Linked DNA regions of Homo sapiens: region 1 is linked to region 2. The links are chromatin contacts, found by Hi-C or POLR2A ChIA-PET in ENCODE. All regions are on one chromosome and are shown on one strand. Each heading gives the region's core, a stretch centred on a gene start or an enhancer-like site at or near the end of the contact. The rest is flanking DNA. Distances are from core to core; before and after follow the strand shown. Region 1 overlaps RUNX1 (RUNX family transcription factor 1). Region 2 has its middle 89 kb from the start of RUNX1.

Region 1 (4,390 bases), core at 309-2,808, 110 kb after region 2:
TGAGGCTCGCCTGTGAACAGCAAAATTGAAGCCAGGTCTTTGAATGCTGCAGTGAGAAGGTTGAACTTAAACCTGCAGACCAGGGACTCCTAAACTTGGCAGTACATAAGAATCCTCAAAGCGTTTGTTAAAATGCAGGTTCCCGGCACCCACCCTGAGAAACCATGATGAGTGAGGCAGAGAGGCCCAAGAATCTGCATCTTAATAGCCCTGTAGTCCCAGCCATACTTTAAGAACCTTTCTGTAACAGGAAGTCTTTGACTGGTTTTGATGAAGTCTAAATGAAATCTTCAGGAAACTTCAGGCCTAAGCAAAACTGAGCAGAACCTATTTTTACAGCTGACAACTGGCACTGCCTCTGGAGGGACCTCTATGTTCTAGCTGCTGTCTGGAGATTTTATTCATATACCATGGATTTCTTAGTCTAGTCTCTCAGTTCTCAGATACTACTACTAATTAAACATGACTCAGAAACATGCATTTTTAAATGTAGGCCACAAGATCCTAAAGCCAGTCTGAGATAACATTGGATCTAGAATATTCAAATATGGGCTCCAAATTCTGTACCATTACACAAAACCATTCAACTTCTGAAAAATGTGGACACGTGTGAGTTCTACCTGCAAGATGCAAATGTTTCATTGATAGGAAAGAACCTGTGGTTGGGCTGGGGTTTGTGTGTGTGTGTTTATATTTATTTGCCACATCCCACCCTTCCTCCCCCATCTCTTGGCTCAGAACCTAACTTCAACTCTCCCGAATCCCCAAGGCCACTCCCAACTAGGATTTTTTAAATACCTTAACCATTTCAAACTTTCCTTCCCTTTGGAACCTAAAGGAATTTCATTTTCCATTTTCCATTAGCAAGGTGGCTCCAGTTAAACCAGGGCCTCAGGAATAAATACAGCTTGGTTTAAATATTTGCACATCTATTAGGTTTTACTCTAAAGCAGACTGTCCCGACGACGCCTTGCTATTCACAGTGTGGTCTTTGGACTGGCAGCATCACTACCACCTGGGAACTTGTTAGAAGTGCAGAATCTGAGGCCTCAGCCCAGACCTGCTGAATCATCGTCCCCATTTGCTCAAGAGCCCCGTGATTGGCCTGATTTTCATGCACATAAAAGTTTAAGGAGCCCTGCCTAAATCTCCCGCCTCCAAGCTGTCCCCGAAATGTTGGCCTCTCTGCCTCTGGACGCTTGCAGAGATGGGGTAGTGGAATCAGTTTCATGTGGGGGTAGGGTGCGGGCTTCACCCCCTCCCTTCGCCCCCTGCCCCTCCACCCTGCCCTTCTTGATGCTCTCCCAGCGGCTGCACCTGCAGAGTTTTCACTTCTCTGGGAAGCCTCTTGACACAGACCCCGTCCTTGCCTCTAGGGTGGGGCCGCTCTACTTCTTTTCTTTCAAAGAGCCTGGGATGCTGACAGCCTCAGATGGAGGCATCCTGTTTGTCGAAAAATAAACCGGCAGTTAAAGCAGGGTTGCGAGAGCGAGAAAACCACAGGCCTGCGCGCCGCTGATAACGCGCGGGCAGGCAGCTTTTGCAGAAGTTCCGTCGCTGCGGCGCGCTGCGCACCAGAGCTGCGCCACCGCCTCCCTTCCTGTCTGGGCCGCTCGCGTCCCCGCCGTTTCTGGCTGTTGCTTTCTGCGTCGCTCTTTCAGTTACTTCGCCCATTGCTTTTTCTAAAGGATCCCCTTGCTGCTCCGCCATGAGGGATGGATCCACCAACAAGTCCCCGGGCGGATGCGCGCAGATCCTGGACCCATAGGAGGCCAAAATTTACGAGCTGTCATGAAAATGACACCGTTTAAGAGAAGCTGAAGTTGCTTTCTCTTCTGCAGTATGTAATGCTTTGACCTGGTTAAAATAAATAAATAAATAACAATTTAAAAAGAAAGAAAGAAATACAGAAAGACTACATCCTCATGAGGCCTGTAATGCCAAAATGAAAAGGGACCCCAAAGTGCAATATCCAGATTGCTTTTCTTCTTGGAGAGAGTTGACCTGGCCTGATTCTATGCGGTGAATAACTAATTATCAATCTTCCCCTTTTGAGGGGTATTAAAGCCTCTTTCCCCATTTGCCTGTTATCAGATAAGCTAGGCAGATGAGAAGTCAGTGGGTAACCACAGGTATAACCACGATATTCACTGGAAACCAAAAGATTTGACCCCCCGAGGTAAAGAATGTACTTGAAAATAAACCTGAAAATAGTTTTACAGGAGCTGAAAAACTCAGTGTTCCCGAATCAGTAATACGAACTTCTCTGAGCATTAAAAAGTACAAGCACTCCTAAAAAGGACATCTTGAGTCACAGAAGATGATGCCTGTTGGGGTTGATTGAGTCCCTTTGGAAGAGACCCCTGTGCCACGGTGCACCAGAAAGTCTCCATCATTGTTGGGGCCTCTGCAGTTGTTCCAGCTACCCAGTGCTTTTTTATTATTCTTCTTGTCCGAAAACATAGAGTAGAAACAGTCCATACTCATTCCTTAATCTTCCTGTGTTCATAACGAGCAAGCACCCTAGATGAGTAAGAATCTACCTTATTTTTAAGAATTAGCAGAGAACCATATGAGTTTCCCTTTTCCTCCCCTAGAAACGTCCTCAGGTTGGCTAACTTTCCTATTGAGCAATTCCTCACAGCAATCACTCCGCACACCTCTCATCTGAGAGGCTGTCTTCCCATTCCTATGAGCTTTTCTTCCTCTGTCTCATGGCCTCACTCCTAATTATTCATGTTCTCCTGCTGAAGGCCCCTTGACCTAAATATAGAGACCCGTATATTTTGGCTACTCATGTATAGACCCTAATAATGAATAACTCAACTTTATGGTGACATAAAGGAGGAAAACTCAGGCCAAAGAATGTTTAATTCTTAGGGAAGAAGGAGAGAGCTGGCCAGGGATAGCGTGTGCTGGGTGTTAATAGCCACGTGCATAGCCTGTTGGGGAACTTGGCTCTCTCTTGAATCTGGTGCAGGGCATCGGAACGTCTGGGGGAGGAGCAGATAGGATGCTGCTCAGGTTGAACAGGGCTGGACCATGAGAGCTTTGAATGCACTCAAGAAGGAACTTTCTTCAGTGGGCCGGGGCCAGGCCAGATTGATGAATGATCGATTCCTATTATTTACCTTGAGGTCCTCATGGAGATATTTTAAATGGACTTCTTTCTCATTTATAAACTGTCATAAACAAATGACTAAAAGATGTCTAAGTGGTGACTAGAAAATAATAAACCTCATTTTAGCCATATATTTCAGAATTTACACATCTGTTATTGTAGTGTCCTTCAAAGTCATCCCCTGGGAGGGAGAGGGAGCACCATTCTAACAGCACCATTATTACTTTAAACATCTTCGGATCTGCTTTTTTGAAATGACTTTCAGAGTTAGTTTATTGGCTAAACAAGTAAATCCTCCTTACTTTTAAATCACACCTCATTTTTGAACAAGACAGGTATTGTCAAGCTTCCTTGGTCACCTTATTTGTCACCAGTCTTGATCTTAAATGCCTTCTGGCTGTTTCTAAAAATCAGACCCATCACTTATATTCCAGACATTGAGGCTATTCTAAAGCATATGCACCATTGTATGAATTCTAACTGGATGCTGAGAATTTCATCATCACTAGAAAAGAATGTCAAGTTGCAAAGTGACTAGGATGGAAGAGGCAGTATTAGCTACAACATCTTAGGTGTATGTTTAAAAAGTAATCTCCAAATTAGTCACACCTAGTTAAAAAGAAAATAAAAGCCTGGTGCTGTCATACTGTAGTACTTTCAGGGCAGGAACCTAACTATATAACTGATCCTCACTTTCTGAGAAGTTAAAAGGATGGGATGCAGAAAGTGAGTTAAAAGTCAGTTCTAAGTCTTTTGAAGAATGCCCAGAGGTCTACTTTTACCACAGACATGCTCTGATTACTAATAGCACACACATAAAGACATTGTGTTGTATTAGGGTATTGGTTAGGTTGCTATGAGAGAGAGATTCCAAATTATCAGGGCTTAAACAAGATAGAAGTGTGTTTCTCTCTCTTGTAGAAGTCTCAGTAGATTGGCATGGCATCTTCACAATCACAAAGAACCAGGTTTCTGCTACCCTGATGGGCTGCCTTCTGCAATGCCTGGCATTTACCTCATGGCTCAAAATGGGTGCTCCAGCCCCCAACATCACATCCACATTCCAGCCAGCAGCAAGAGAGAATATGGAAGGGGAAGATCTACTCTTTCCCTTGAAGAGCAGGATCTGAAATTTGCCCAGACACTCCTGCTGACAAATCATTGACCAGAACGTAAACAAACATATGGAGGCACCTAGCTGTAAAGTAGGCTGGGAAATACAGTCTTTTGCTGTGCAGATATGTGCCAGGCTAAATATTTATTTGTTTA
Region 2 (3,947 bases), core at 626-3,125:
AAAAGAAAGTTTATGCGTTGGGTTGGAAGGCCTGAGCTTCTGATCTGACATCAGACACGTCAGAACAGCACCACTGGGAACAGGTCACTCAAACTTGCTAAGTCTCGGGGGTTGATTTCTGGTGAAAATGTAAGAGCTTAACCGGGCAATGCTGACTTAGAATCAGTGCTTAAAAATGATTTGTTTTCTGCCTGGCGCGGTGGCTCACGCCTGGAATCCCAGCACTTTGGGAGGCCAAGGCAGGCAGATCATGAGGTCAGGAGATCAAAACCATCCTGGCTAATATGGTGAAACCCCATCTCTACTAAAAAATACAAAAAAATTAGTTGGGTGTGGTGGTGGGCGCTGTAGTCCCAGCTACTTGGGAGGCTGAGGCAGGAGAATGGCGTGAACCTGGTAGGCGGAGTTTGCAGTGAGCCGAGATCGCACCACTGCACTCCAGCCTGGGTGACAGAGTGAGACTCCATTTCAAAAAAAAAAAAAAAAAAAAAGATTTGTTTTCTTTTCAAAGCCTGAACAGTTGTGGTTGGGGCAAGAATCTCAACTCTAGTCTAATCTATGTCCTGCATCCTATTGTGATTTCTGTGCAGGCTGTTATGACATAATTTTTATGATTAATGAATTTATATCCCTAGCAAATTCCCTACCCTTTTAGCTGAAGGGCAAAACAATGCAAGTTTGAAAAACTGTTAAGATAAAACAGCAGCATTACTAACATATACATTTATGTTAAAACACATCAGCACTGATCCATCATCATAATATATTAGTATACTATGTATAATATCATATTCATCATTTAATAGTGAATGCATATTAAAGCCATCCAAATGCCCAAAATGAGTTTTCCCTAGATTGTGGGCCTAATGGCTAATTTTTCTTTTCTTCACACATATCTACATTCTAACTTTTCTGTAGTGAGCATGTGTGGCTTTAATAATTTTAAAAAAGAGAGAAAGAAATTACTTTTATACTTTAGTCACCAACTAAGAACTTGACAGTCTATGAGGTCAGAAAGGCAGACGTGAAGGGCAATAAGGCTAAGCAACAAAGCTTCTTCCAGAGGAGCAGATATATTTATGGAAAAATGCAGCAATTCAACTCAGAGTGAAAATGCAACGACCATCACTAGAGAGTGGAAATAATCAGTCAACGAACCCAGGTTTTGTCTACATGACATAAATAACTCTTGGGGGTGGGTTGCTTTTTTTTTTTTTTTCCGTTCCATTGGCCAATTTAGGCATACTGTGAACAGAGAATTTGATTAAGCTCCAATGTAGTGTAAGGTATGGCTTAAAATTTGTTGTTAATATCCTTGAACCCTCACCTGTCCATAGCACCCACAGGAGCAAAAAGCACCACCTTCATTACTGCCCACATCCTTCCCAACTGCACTCTGTGTTCGTGGATCTGACCTAATGGGTGAAACACTGGGGTGTTTTCTCTATTAGAGCAATGTCATGAGGCAAGGGTGTGCTGTCTGCCCCTTGAGAACATTTGTTTGTAAAGGGGTTAGAGTTTTTAATATATATGCAAAGAATGATAATGAAATGTGTCTGGCCTGAACATAATCAAGCAAGATTCCATCGAGTTTCAACAATCCAGCGCGCCAGGGTTGAAGACATTTTTACCGTAACTCGTATTTTCAGCCCTGTGAAGTTGCCGCCCACACAGGAAATGACTTGGAACAGGTGGTCCTCAGAGCTTGCTGGTCTTGTCTGGCTCCGTGGGTAATGCTTGTGGGCTCCTGAGTCACTGAATAATTATGAGCCTGAACAAAAGGCTCTCAGATAAGCCCTCAGTCAAGACACAGGGAAAGGCAAGGTGCAGAAGATGACTGTCTGAGCGTGCTAACTGTTCAGAGCGAGTTGATGAATGAGGCTCTGGAGGAAACAATGCCTCCTTGGTTTTGCTCTTCTTGGCTCCCCTGGCACCTGGTGGCAGAAGGACGAGAAAGCACAGGTGAGGGGAGTGTCGTTGCACACCTTGGCTTTTAATGAACTTAAATGCATTAGAAAACACCCTACTTAGAAACAGTCCTCCCAGAGACAATGAGCTCTTATTTCTGCACTGTGTGCCCAGTGCTGTGCATGTAGAGGCTGTATCTCTTCTCATCCTTTCCCAGGATGGGAAGTGGTGATATAATCTTTCCCATTTCACAGAGGAAGGAACTGAGGCGCAGGAGCTCACATACTTAGCTTTATCTTTCATGAGGGGAAATGGATGGGGTTATGGGCTCAATTATGTCCTCCTATACACACACACACACACACACACACACACACACATCTGTGTATGTGTATAGAAGTCCTAACCCCCAGTTTCATGGAAAGTATCCTTATTTGGAAATAGGGCCATTGCAGGTGTAATGAGTTAAGATGAAGTCACATTGGAGTAAGGTGGGTCTCTAATCCAATGTGATAGTTGTCCTTATTTAAAAAAACAAAATGCCTTGTGCAGACAGGGAGAGGGCCATGTGCAGACAGAGAATTCGAATAATACATCTACAAGTCAAGGAGTGCCCAGTACTGCTACTGGCAACCACCAGAAGCTATGAGAGAGATGAGGAAGAAGCCTCTTTTACAGTTTTCAGAGGGAGCATGGCCCTCCGACACCTTGATTTCTGACTTCTAGCCTCCAGAACTGTGAGACAATAAATTTCTGTTATTTTAAGTCACCCAATTTGTGGTACTTTGTTATGGCAGCTCCAGAAAACTAATAGAGATGAGAACTCACATGTATTGGGGGCCTGGTATGTCAATGTTAATAGAACCTAAAATAAATAAATAAATAAATAAATAAATAAACAAACAAACTTCATCAGCTACAAGTAAGAAGGAATTACTAACGTGAGTATGTGATTCAAATGAAAATAATGTGAGTGGATAATGTATGGCCGAGAGGGTATAAGAGTTAGTGGTTCTGTTAAAAAGCACAGAAATGAGAAAGAAAGGGGTCCGTGTGCAAATTCTAGAATACACCTCTTGATGGGGGTGAATTAGACCCTACTTTAGGGGAAAAAAAAATACAGGTGAACTCCTGCCACCTCTATCCAACTGCAAAGTTAGAGCCACAGTGTCTACAAAACCACCTTCACTTCTGACATCAATTTCAAGTTCAGGGGGCTCTCAAAAACACACTCAGTGTCAATAAGTCACTAGAAGGAGCACAGGACTCACTAAAGCTATTCACTGGTGATTGCAGTTTATTACCGGGAAGAATGCAGCTAACATCAGCTAAGGAAAGAAGCACATAGAGCGGAACCCAGAGAGTACCAAAGGCAGGGCTTCCATCGTCCTCTCCCTGTGAATAACAACAGCATCACTTTTCCAGCATGCTGTGCAACAACACACCACGCAGGGAAACCCACCCGAGCCTTTGCATCCAGGGGCTCCGCTGGGGTCTTATCACCACCTAGGCATGGCTGGCTGCCCAGGTAACTGGGCTCAGTTCCCAGCCCCTCAGACCAAGCTGAGACCACATGACCTAAAGCCCCCATCTTCACTAAGGCTTGTTGATGTGACCCAAGGCCCCACCCAAAATCACCTTGTCACTATCTGGCTGGTCCAAGGCCTGCAGGCAAACAAAGCCACTCCTATCAGACATGACATTCCAAAGGCACAGATCACTTCCCAGAAGCTGAGAGCAAAAGGCCAGGCCTTTCTCTGAGCATATTTAGATTCTTTACTTCACCTTAGGTTACATACAGTCCTCTGTTTTTCCATCTGACCCAACCCTGATAAACAGCTCCACAACCCCAACTCTGGGAGCAACCTTTCCTCCCGGTAGAGGCTTGGAATGAGAAGGGATATCTCTCTCACCTTCCCACAGGCTCCCTTGTGTGTCTAGAGCAAAGTCTTCTCCAAGCCTCTCACAGGAAGGAGTCTTTGTGCAGCTGGGTCTTCCAATGTCCAGTTTGCCTGTGCTCACCAGGCTGGCTGTGTCTA

What was found. Hi-C counts contacts between places; a loop is a spot of excess contacts on that map. ChIA-PET counts read pairs that join two places held with the same protein, here RNA polymerase II (POLR2A). Pooled maps may share reads with other maps.
Region 1: a pooled map shows a loop between it and region 2 (2.3-fold over the local background). The contact joins two enhancer-like sites. A Hi-C loop is called at or near these places in 4 of 50 pooled maps. POLR2A ChIA-PET finds 5 or more read pairs at or near these places in 2 of 52 experiments (AG04450 and activated T-cell).

The regions. Positions count from the first base shown.
Region 1 is chr21:35,024,024-35,028,413 of GRCh38, reverse strand. The region is part of intron 2 of RUNX1 (RUNX family transcription factor 1); the gene reads left to right. Among named protein-coding and RNA genes, the nearest start is that of RUNX1-IT1, 13 kb to the left of the region's middle. RefSeq lists a cis regulatory region at 1,506-1,523 and enhancers at 1,442-1,586, 1,240-1,742. Within about 2 kb of position 1,558, at least 18 of the 41 ENCODE cell types and tissues checked have a DNase peak (open chromatin) inside an H3K27ac peak, as active enhancers do.
Region 2 is chr21:35,136,724-35,140,670 of GRCh38, reverse strand. No RefSeq gene overlaps it. Among named protein-coding and RNA genes, the nearest start is that of RUNX1, 89 kb to the right of the region's middle. Within about 2 kb of position 1,875, at least 5 of the 41 ENCODE cell types and tissues checked have a DNase peak (open chromatin) inside an H3K27ac peak, as active enhancers do.